Regions from separate parts of the Homo sapiens genome. Here all the other regions are linked to region 2. Evidence: chromatin loops called from intact Hi-C (ENCODE). Cell type or tissue: OCI-LY7. All regions are shown on one strand.

Evidence for each region. Peaks named below come from ENCODE experiments on the same cell type or tissue, not always from the same donor. Only the 100,000 strongest peaks of a DNase experiment are listed, where the experiment ranks them.
Region 1: a loop joins it to region 2, with 5 times the contacts of the local background. A loop is called at or near these places in 9 of 110 quality-filtered maps.
Region 3: it touches region 2 in a loop (2.7-fold over the local background); 4 of 110 quality-filtered maps call a loop at or near these places.

The regions. Positions count from the first base shown.
Region 1 is chr7:75,076,463-75,078,962 of GRCh38, forward strand. No RefSeq gene overlaps it. Among named protein-coding and RNA genes, the nearest start is that of RCC1L, 3.9 kb to the left of the region's middle. In OCI-LY7, a CTCF peak has its summit at 1,273 (motif pointing right); no DNase peak of the experiment used is centred here.
Region 2 is chr7:75,761,681-75,764,180 of GRCh38, forward strand. No RefSeq gene overlaps it. Among named protein-coding and RNA genes, the nearest start is that of CCL26, 9.3 kb to the right of the region's middle. In OCI-LY7, CTCF peaks have their summits at 948 (motif pointing left) and 1,148; a DNase peak (open chromatin) is centred at 951; H3K27ac peaks cover 293 bases.
Region 3 is chr7:75,573,603-75,576,102 of GRCh38, forward strand. It overlaps HIP1 (huntingtin interacting protein 1), which reads right to left. Exons shown (of 31, transcript NM_005338.7): 8 at 159-299. Among named protein-coding and RNA genes, the nearest start is that of SPDYE5, 83 kb to the left of the region's middle. In OCI-LY7, no CTCF peak of the experiment used is centred here; no DNase peak of the experiment used is centred here.

The DNA.
Region 1 (2,500 bases), 690 kb before region 2:
GTAGCTGGAATTACAGGCGCCCACCACCACGCCCGGCTAATTTTGTTTTGTATTTTTAGTAGAGACGGGGCTCCACCCTATTGGCCAGGCTGGTCTCGAACTCCTGAACTCAGGTGATCCACCCGCCTCGGCCTCCCAAAGTGCTGGGATTACAGGCATGAGCCACCGTGCCCGGCCTATTTATTCATTTATTTACTCATTTTTTAGAGACAGAATTTGGCTGCACTTGAGTTGATAAATCTGAGACATATATTGATAAAGGACAATTATGTAAATATTATAAATATAGTTAATATTAATAGTTAATATAGGGAATATTTATATATTTACGAAATGCATACACAGTTCAGCTGGGTGGAGTGGCTCATGCCTATAATCCCAGCACTTTGGGAGGCTAAGGCAGGAGGACTGCTTGAGCCCAGGAGTTCGAGACCAGCCTGGGCAACATAACAAGACCTTGTCTGTATACAAAATTTAAGAATTAGCCTGGCATGTTGGAGCCCACCTGTGGTCCCAGCTACTTGGGAGACTGAGGTGGGAGGATTCTTGAGCCTGGGAGGTCGAGGCTGTAGTGAGCTGCATTTGCACCACTGCACTCCGGCCTGGGTGACAGAACAAACCCTGTCTCAAAAAAAAAAAAAAAAAGAAAGAAAGAAAAGAAAAATTTTGAACTGAACTTTCATAAGCAGGACTGTCCTTTTATCTGAGTTTGTGTCCTTTCTAGTTTTTTGGTTTTCAACATCTGATTTTTTTGTTTTTTCAAAGTCTGGCTTTTTCATCAAGGCTGGAGTGCAGTGGCACAGTCTCGGCTCACTACAACCTCCGCCTCCTGGGTTCTAAGTGATTCTCCTACCTCAGCCTCCCAAATAGCTAGGATTACAGGCACCCACCACAATGCCTGGCTAATTTTTGTATTTTTAGTAGAGACGGGGTTTCACTATATTGGCCCGGCTGGTCTCGAACTCCTGACCTCAGGTGATCCACCTCCTGACCTCAGGTGATCCACCTCCTGACCTCAGGTGATCCACCTGCCTTGGCCTCTGTAAGTGCTGGAATTACAGGCGTGAGCCATCCCACCTGGCTCAACGTCTGGTCTTTTACAAACTCATAATGACAATAGGATAGTAGGTTTTAAAATTTTTTTTACTTGTCAATATTTTAATAACCCTATGTGAGTTTCTCAAATTTCTAAAACATTTTACTATTAGGGGATATCCAAAGGACACAAGCCTTGGTTTAGTATTTTGAAGATAAAAGGACAAACTGCAATGTGAACCGCAGCCACGGGGTGGCAATACTTACCCACCAATTCTGTCTCCTATGAAAGGCTAAAACATCCTAAACGTCTATTTGGCCAATAAAGAGCTGGATTTGTAGCCACAACTGGGCTTTTCTATTTTGCTATCAAAACTTGGTTGGTTTTGTAGACTGCTTCTGTGCTAGAAAATACTTACTTTTCTGGCTTGGCGTGGTGGCTCACGCCTGTAATCCCAGCACTTTGGGAGGTCGAGGCAGGTAGATCACCTGAGGTCAGGAGTTCAAGACAAGCCTGGCCAACATGGTGAAATGCTATCTCTACTAAAAATACAAAAAAAAAATTAGCCGGTCGTGGTGGCAGGTGCCTTTAATCCTAGGTACACAGGAGGCTGAGGCATGAGAAATGCTTGAACCCAGGAGACAGAGGTTGCAGTGAGCCCAGATTGCGCCACTGCTCTCCAGCCTGGGCGACAGAGAGAGACTCTGGCTCAAAAACAAACAAACAAACAAACAAACATGAAAAAAACTTGGCTGGTTTTGTAGACTGGTTCTATGCTAGAAAATACTTACATTTCTGTCCAAATTTTTGCTTGGAAAAGATGGTACTACTGTCAAACTATCAGCTATCTCAGAGTATCCAAATGTCTGCTAACGTTAGCCAAGCTAATTTCTTCACCACCTATGATGACATTTTCCTGTACACATTCTAATTATTTTGACGTTTGATGTAGCTGAAATTCTCTAGTCTGGGAAAGAGTGAACTTAACTAACCTTACATTTGTTTGTTTGTCTGTTTTTGAGACAGAGTCTCACTCTGTTGCCAGGCTGGAGTGCGGTGGCAGGATCTTGGCTTACTGCAACTTCCTCCTCCCGGATTCAAGCAATTCTCCTGCCTCAGCCTCCCGAGTAGCTAGGATTACAGTGACCTGCCACCACGACCGGCTAATTTTTGTATTTTTAGTAGAGTCGGGGTTTCACCATGTTGGCCAGGGTAGTCTTGAACTCTTGACCTCAAGTGATCTACCCGCCTTGGCCTCCCAAAGTGCTGGGATAACAGGCATGAGCCACGGTGCCCAGACTAAACTTACATGTTTTTATTTGTATTATTATTAACTTTAATTATACAATTAATGTATCATGCAGTTCCTTGTTAAAAAATAATAATAAATCGGCCGGGAGCAGTGGCTTATGTCTGTAATCCCAACACTCTGGGAGGCTGAGGCGGGCAGATCACCCTACATCA
Region 2 (2,500 bases):
CTCGGCCTCCCAAAGTGCTGGGATTACAGGCGTGAGCCATTGCACCTGGGCTATTGTTCACATCTTTATGTCCCTGTGTGTTCAGTGCTTAGTTCCCACTTGTAAGGGACAGCATGCTATATTTGGTTTTCTGGTTCTGTGTTGATTCACTTAGGATAATGGCCTCCAGCTGCATCCATGTTACTGCAAAGGACATGATTTCATTCTTTTTATGGCTGCATAGTATTCCTTGGTGTATATGTACCCCACTTTCTTTATCCAGTCCACTGTTGATGTGCACCTAGGTTGGGACACTATGAATGTCTTCTTCCTCTTTTTTTTTTTTTTCTTGAGATGGAGTTTCACTCTTGTCATCCAGGCTGGTGTGCAATGGTGCAATCTCAGCTCACTGCAACCTCTGCCTCCTGGGTTCAAGCAATTCTTTTGCCTCAGCCTCCCAAGTAGCTGGGATTACAGGCATGCGCCACCATGCCCGGCTAATTTTTTTGTATTTAGTAAAGACGAGGTGTCACCATACTGGTCAGGCTGCTCTCGAACTCCTGACCTCAGGTGATCTGCCTGCCTCAGCCTCCCAAAGTGCTGGGATTACAAGCGTGAGCCACCGCGCCAGCCACTGTGAATGTCTTCAATTTCTCCCTCCTCATTTCGTGAAACTGAAGCCCAAGGAGATAGTGTCTCCCGTCAAACTCTCAGGTGTGTTATCTTGTAGGGGATCTTAATTGCTTTGTGTGTATTTCATTGCTCTCCAATGAAATGTACCCTCTGAAGATTGAGCTCAGTCTTCCTTCACTTTTGTCTCTTCCCTGCCCGCCTCCCAAAGAGATTGCACATGACTCTAGATTTCAAGTAGATCCTTGGTAAAGACTCACAGAATAGACTTTTCTGTAAATCTGCCAGTTGTCAACAGTGCAGTGGTAGGAAACTTTAAAAGATGGTAGGAGACTGTTCCCATCTGCTGGTAAACTTGTAGAACTACAGCTAGAAGTCCCTCTTCTTTATAGAGCTCTCAACCAGGAATTTGTCTTGCAAGCTTGGATGTCTGGATCTCTTCCCCTAGGTACTCTGCTCTGATTCAGAGTTGAGCCTGGGCAAAGGGTGTCTGGCAGTATTTGTATTTGGTGGCATATTACACAGATGTTTCCCAAGTCTTTCATTTGTGCAAGATAGAATTAATCCCTGAGGCCTGGGTGGTGTGGCTCACATCTGTTATCCCAGCACTTTGGGAGTCTGAGTGAGCACTTTTGGGGCTCACTTGAGGCTAGAAGTTTGAGACCAGCCTGGGCAACATAAGACCTTGTCTCTATAATTTTTTTTTTTTTTTTTGAGACGCAGTCTCACTCCGTCGCCTGGCCTGGAGTGCAGCCGTGTGATCTCAACTCACTGCAACCTCCACCTCCCAGATTCAAGCGATTCTCCCGCCTCAGCCTCCCGAGTAACTGGGATTACAGGCAGGTGCCACCACACCTGGCTAATTTTTGCATTTTTAGTAGAAACGGGTTTCATCATGTTGGCCAGTATGGTCTTGAACCCCTGGCCTCAAGTGATCTGCCAGCTTCCACCTCCCAAAGTGCTGGGATTATAGGGATGAGCCACTGGGCCCGGCCCCAAAAATTTTTTTTGTAATTATAATAATACTTAAAAAAAAAAAAAAAAAACAGGCTCTCGCTCTGTCACCCAGCTTGGAGTGCAGTGGTGCAATCTCTGCTGATTGCACCCTCCAACTTCCCGGGCTCAGATGATCCTCGCACTTCAGCCTCCCAAAGTGCTAGGATTACAGGTGTGATCCACTGCACCAGGCTTCATAATACTAATTTATTATTATTATTATTTGAGACAGAGTCTCATTCTGTCACCCTGGCTGGAGTGCAGTGGTACAATCTCAGCTCACTGAAACCTCCAACTTCCTGGTTCAAGCAATTCTCTTGCCTCAGCCTCCCGAGTAGCTGGGATTACAGGGACGTGCCACCATGCCCAGCTAATTTTTGTATTTTTAGTAGAGACAGGGTTTCACCATATTGGCCAGGCTGGTCTCGAACTCCTGACCTCGTGATCTGCCCACCTTGGCCTCCCAAAGTGCTGGGATTACAGGCATGAGCCACCACGCTCGGCCAATAATATTTTTTTTAACTAAAAAAATGAATTAATCCCCAAACGCAGGAGGCTTCAGTCTGGTAGCAGAGCTAAGAACATCAATCACCATATTACAATTGTATAAAAGCGCTGTACACGGGAAACAAAAGGTGCCAGAGGCCAGAGACAGCCACTGCTGTTTGGGGACATGACAAAAATCACCGAGGCCTTCTGAAAAACGTGACCCTGACATTCTTTTCTTTTTTCTTTTTTTTTTTTTTTGAGATGGAGCCTCTCTCTGTTGCCCAGGCTAGAGTGCAGTGGTGCGATCTCGGCTCACTGCAACCTCTGCCTCCCAGGTTCAAACAATTCTCCTGTCTCAGCCTCCTAAGTAGCTGGGACTACAGGTGCTCGCTACCATACCCAGATA
Region 3 (2,500 bases), 190 kb before region 2:
TTTATCCTCACAATGGTCAGAAGCTCCGGGGCCTTTTGGAACAGAAGCAGACAGCCAAAGGCACTGAGAAGGACTGCGTTTCTCTGGGGACATCCTCAGGCTGGGATCCTCCCTCTGGCCTGAATCTCATGTAAGAAGATCTGGCCCGCGGTACTCACAGGAGTGGAGTTTGAAGAGAAGCTTGACAGTGTAGTCATAAAGGTGGCTGCAGTCCAAGATGACCTGGATCAGCGGGGCGAGGCGGCACTGCCCTGCTGCCGTCACGGACACAGAGCGGGACATGTCCAGGGAGTTGAATACTAGGAAATAAAAGTGAGGGAGAAAGGTGGTAGAGCCAGGGGATTACAGGCAGCCTCTTCAGAGGGGCAGAGGCAGGGGTCCAACATACACCAAGGACCGATTCTGTGCGTGCTTTACCTCATCTAATTCATTTAACCTTCACAACACTCCCATGAGATAGGTAAACGTATCCCCATTAAACAGGTGAAGAAACAGAAGGTTAGTAACTTGAAGGCTCTCACAAAGTCAGGAAGTGGTTTTGTTAGCCGAGCATGGTGGCGCATGCCTGTAATCCCAGCTACTCAGGAGGCTGAGGCAGGAGAATCGCTTGAACCCGAGAGGCAGAGGTTGCAGTGAGCCAAGATCATGCTATTGCACTCCAGCAACAGAGCAAAACTCAGTCTCGAAAAAAAAAAAGTGGTTTTGGCAGGGTGTGGTGGCTCACGCCTGTAATCCCAGCACTTTAGGAGGCTGAGGCGGGTGGATCGCCTGAGGTCAGGAGTTCGAGACCAGCCTCTCCAACATGGGAAAACCCTGTCTCTACTAAAAATACAAAAATTAGCTGGGCATGGTGGCACATGCCTGTAATCCCAGCTACTCGGGAGGCTGAGGCAGGAGAATCACTTGAACCCAGGAGGCAGAGGTTGCAGTGAGCCGAGATTGCACCACTGCACTCCAGCCTGGGTGACAAGAGTAAGACACCATCTCAAAAAAAAAAAAAAAAAAGTGGTTTTGTTGAGAGGTGGTGAGTTAACAGACTTGTTGGAGAGCCCAAGAGCTGATGGGGCCAATGATGGTTAGACCAGGAGCCTTTGCTCTTGAGAGTCAGAATATTCAGTGCATCATGACTGGGTGAACTAAGCGCTACTCTGTGCAGAGACCCCTGATAGCTCAGGGAAGAAGAGATTTGCTCATAACCTGGGAGAGCTCCTACCATGGCGGACATGGAGGAGGAGCCTCATCTTCATTTTTTTCCTCTTTACGAGACTGGGTCTCAGCCAGGTGCAGTGGCTCACGCCTGTAATCCCAGCACTTTGTGAGGCCGAGGTGGGGGGACTGCCTGAGCCTGAGTTTGAGACCAGCCTGAGCAACATGGCAAAACCTTATCTCTACTGAAAATACAAAAATTAGCCAGGCGTGATGGCTCACGCCTGTAATCCCAGCTACTTGGGAAGCTGAGGCAGGAGAATCGCTTGAACCCAGGAGGTGGAGGCTGCAGTGAGCCAAGATCCCACCACTGCACTCCAGCCTGGGCGACAGAGTGAGACTCTGTTTCATAAATAAATAAAACAAAACAAGCCAGGCACAGTGGCTCATGCCTGTAATCCCAGCACTTTGGGAGGCCGAGGCGGGTGGATCGCCTGAGGTCAGTAGTTCGAGACCAGCCTGGCCAACATGGCAAAACCCTGTCTCTACTAAAATACAAAAATTAGCTGGGTGTGGTGGCGTGTGCCTGTAAACCCAGCTACTTGGGAGGCTGAGGCAGGAGAATCGCTTGAGCCTGGAAGGTGGAGGTTGCAGTGAGCTGAGACGGTGCCACTGCACTCCAGCCTGGGTGACAGAGTGAGACTCCATCTCAAAAGAAACCAAACCAAAACAAAACAATACAAAACAAGAAAAATAAGAAAAAGGACTTGGGAGAAGGAAGATATGTCAGGGTTCAGGGCTGAAACTTGGGGCACCTGTCAACAAAAATAGAAGTCTTGCCTCCACCCTCTTGAGTTTCAGAGACAAAGTTGCTCCCTCAATTTCTCACGCTGGGGCTCCCTCCACACTAACCTCCTGCCCCCCATCCTAGACCAAGCAACTGGCCGTCTGGCTGCAGACACTCAGCTCACACCACTGGCCAGGCTGATTTTCTTTCTTGCACTGGCCACCCACTGCCTCTGCAGACTCTGCACGCGGCGGGCAATGAAATGACTCTCCCCGCGGTCCCTCTGTGAGTGGAACTGGCCCAGAGGGAAGCCTAGCACTGCCTGTATTCCGCTTCCCGACTGCACTAATCCCTGGTAACTGGGTTAGTCTGGCAGCTGAAAAAAAAAAAAATCCCGAACTGTTCTAATTAAAAGGCAGCTTTTCTTCTTGACACAAATTAAAAGCAGCTGTCACTGCAAGGCAGCCATCCCCAAGTCTACCGGCTTCCTCAGGCTCCAACTGGCAGGAACCACGGGCTGTTCCATTTCCCTGCCTGGCCCCGATTCCTGATACCTTCCAGGAATGC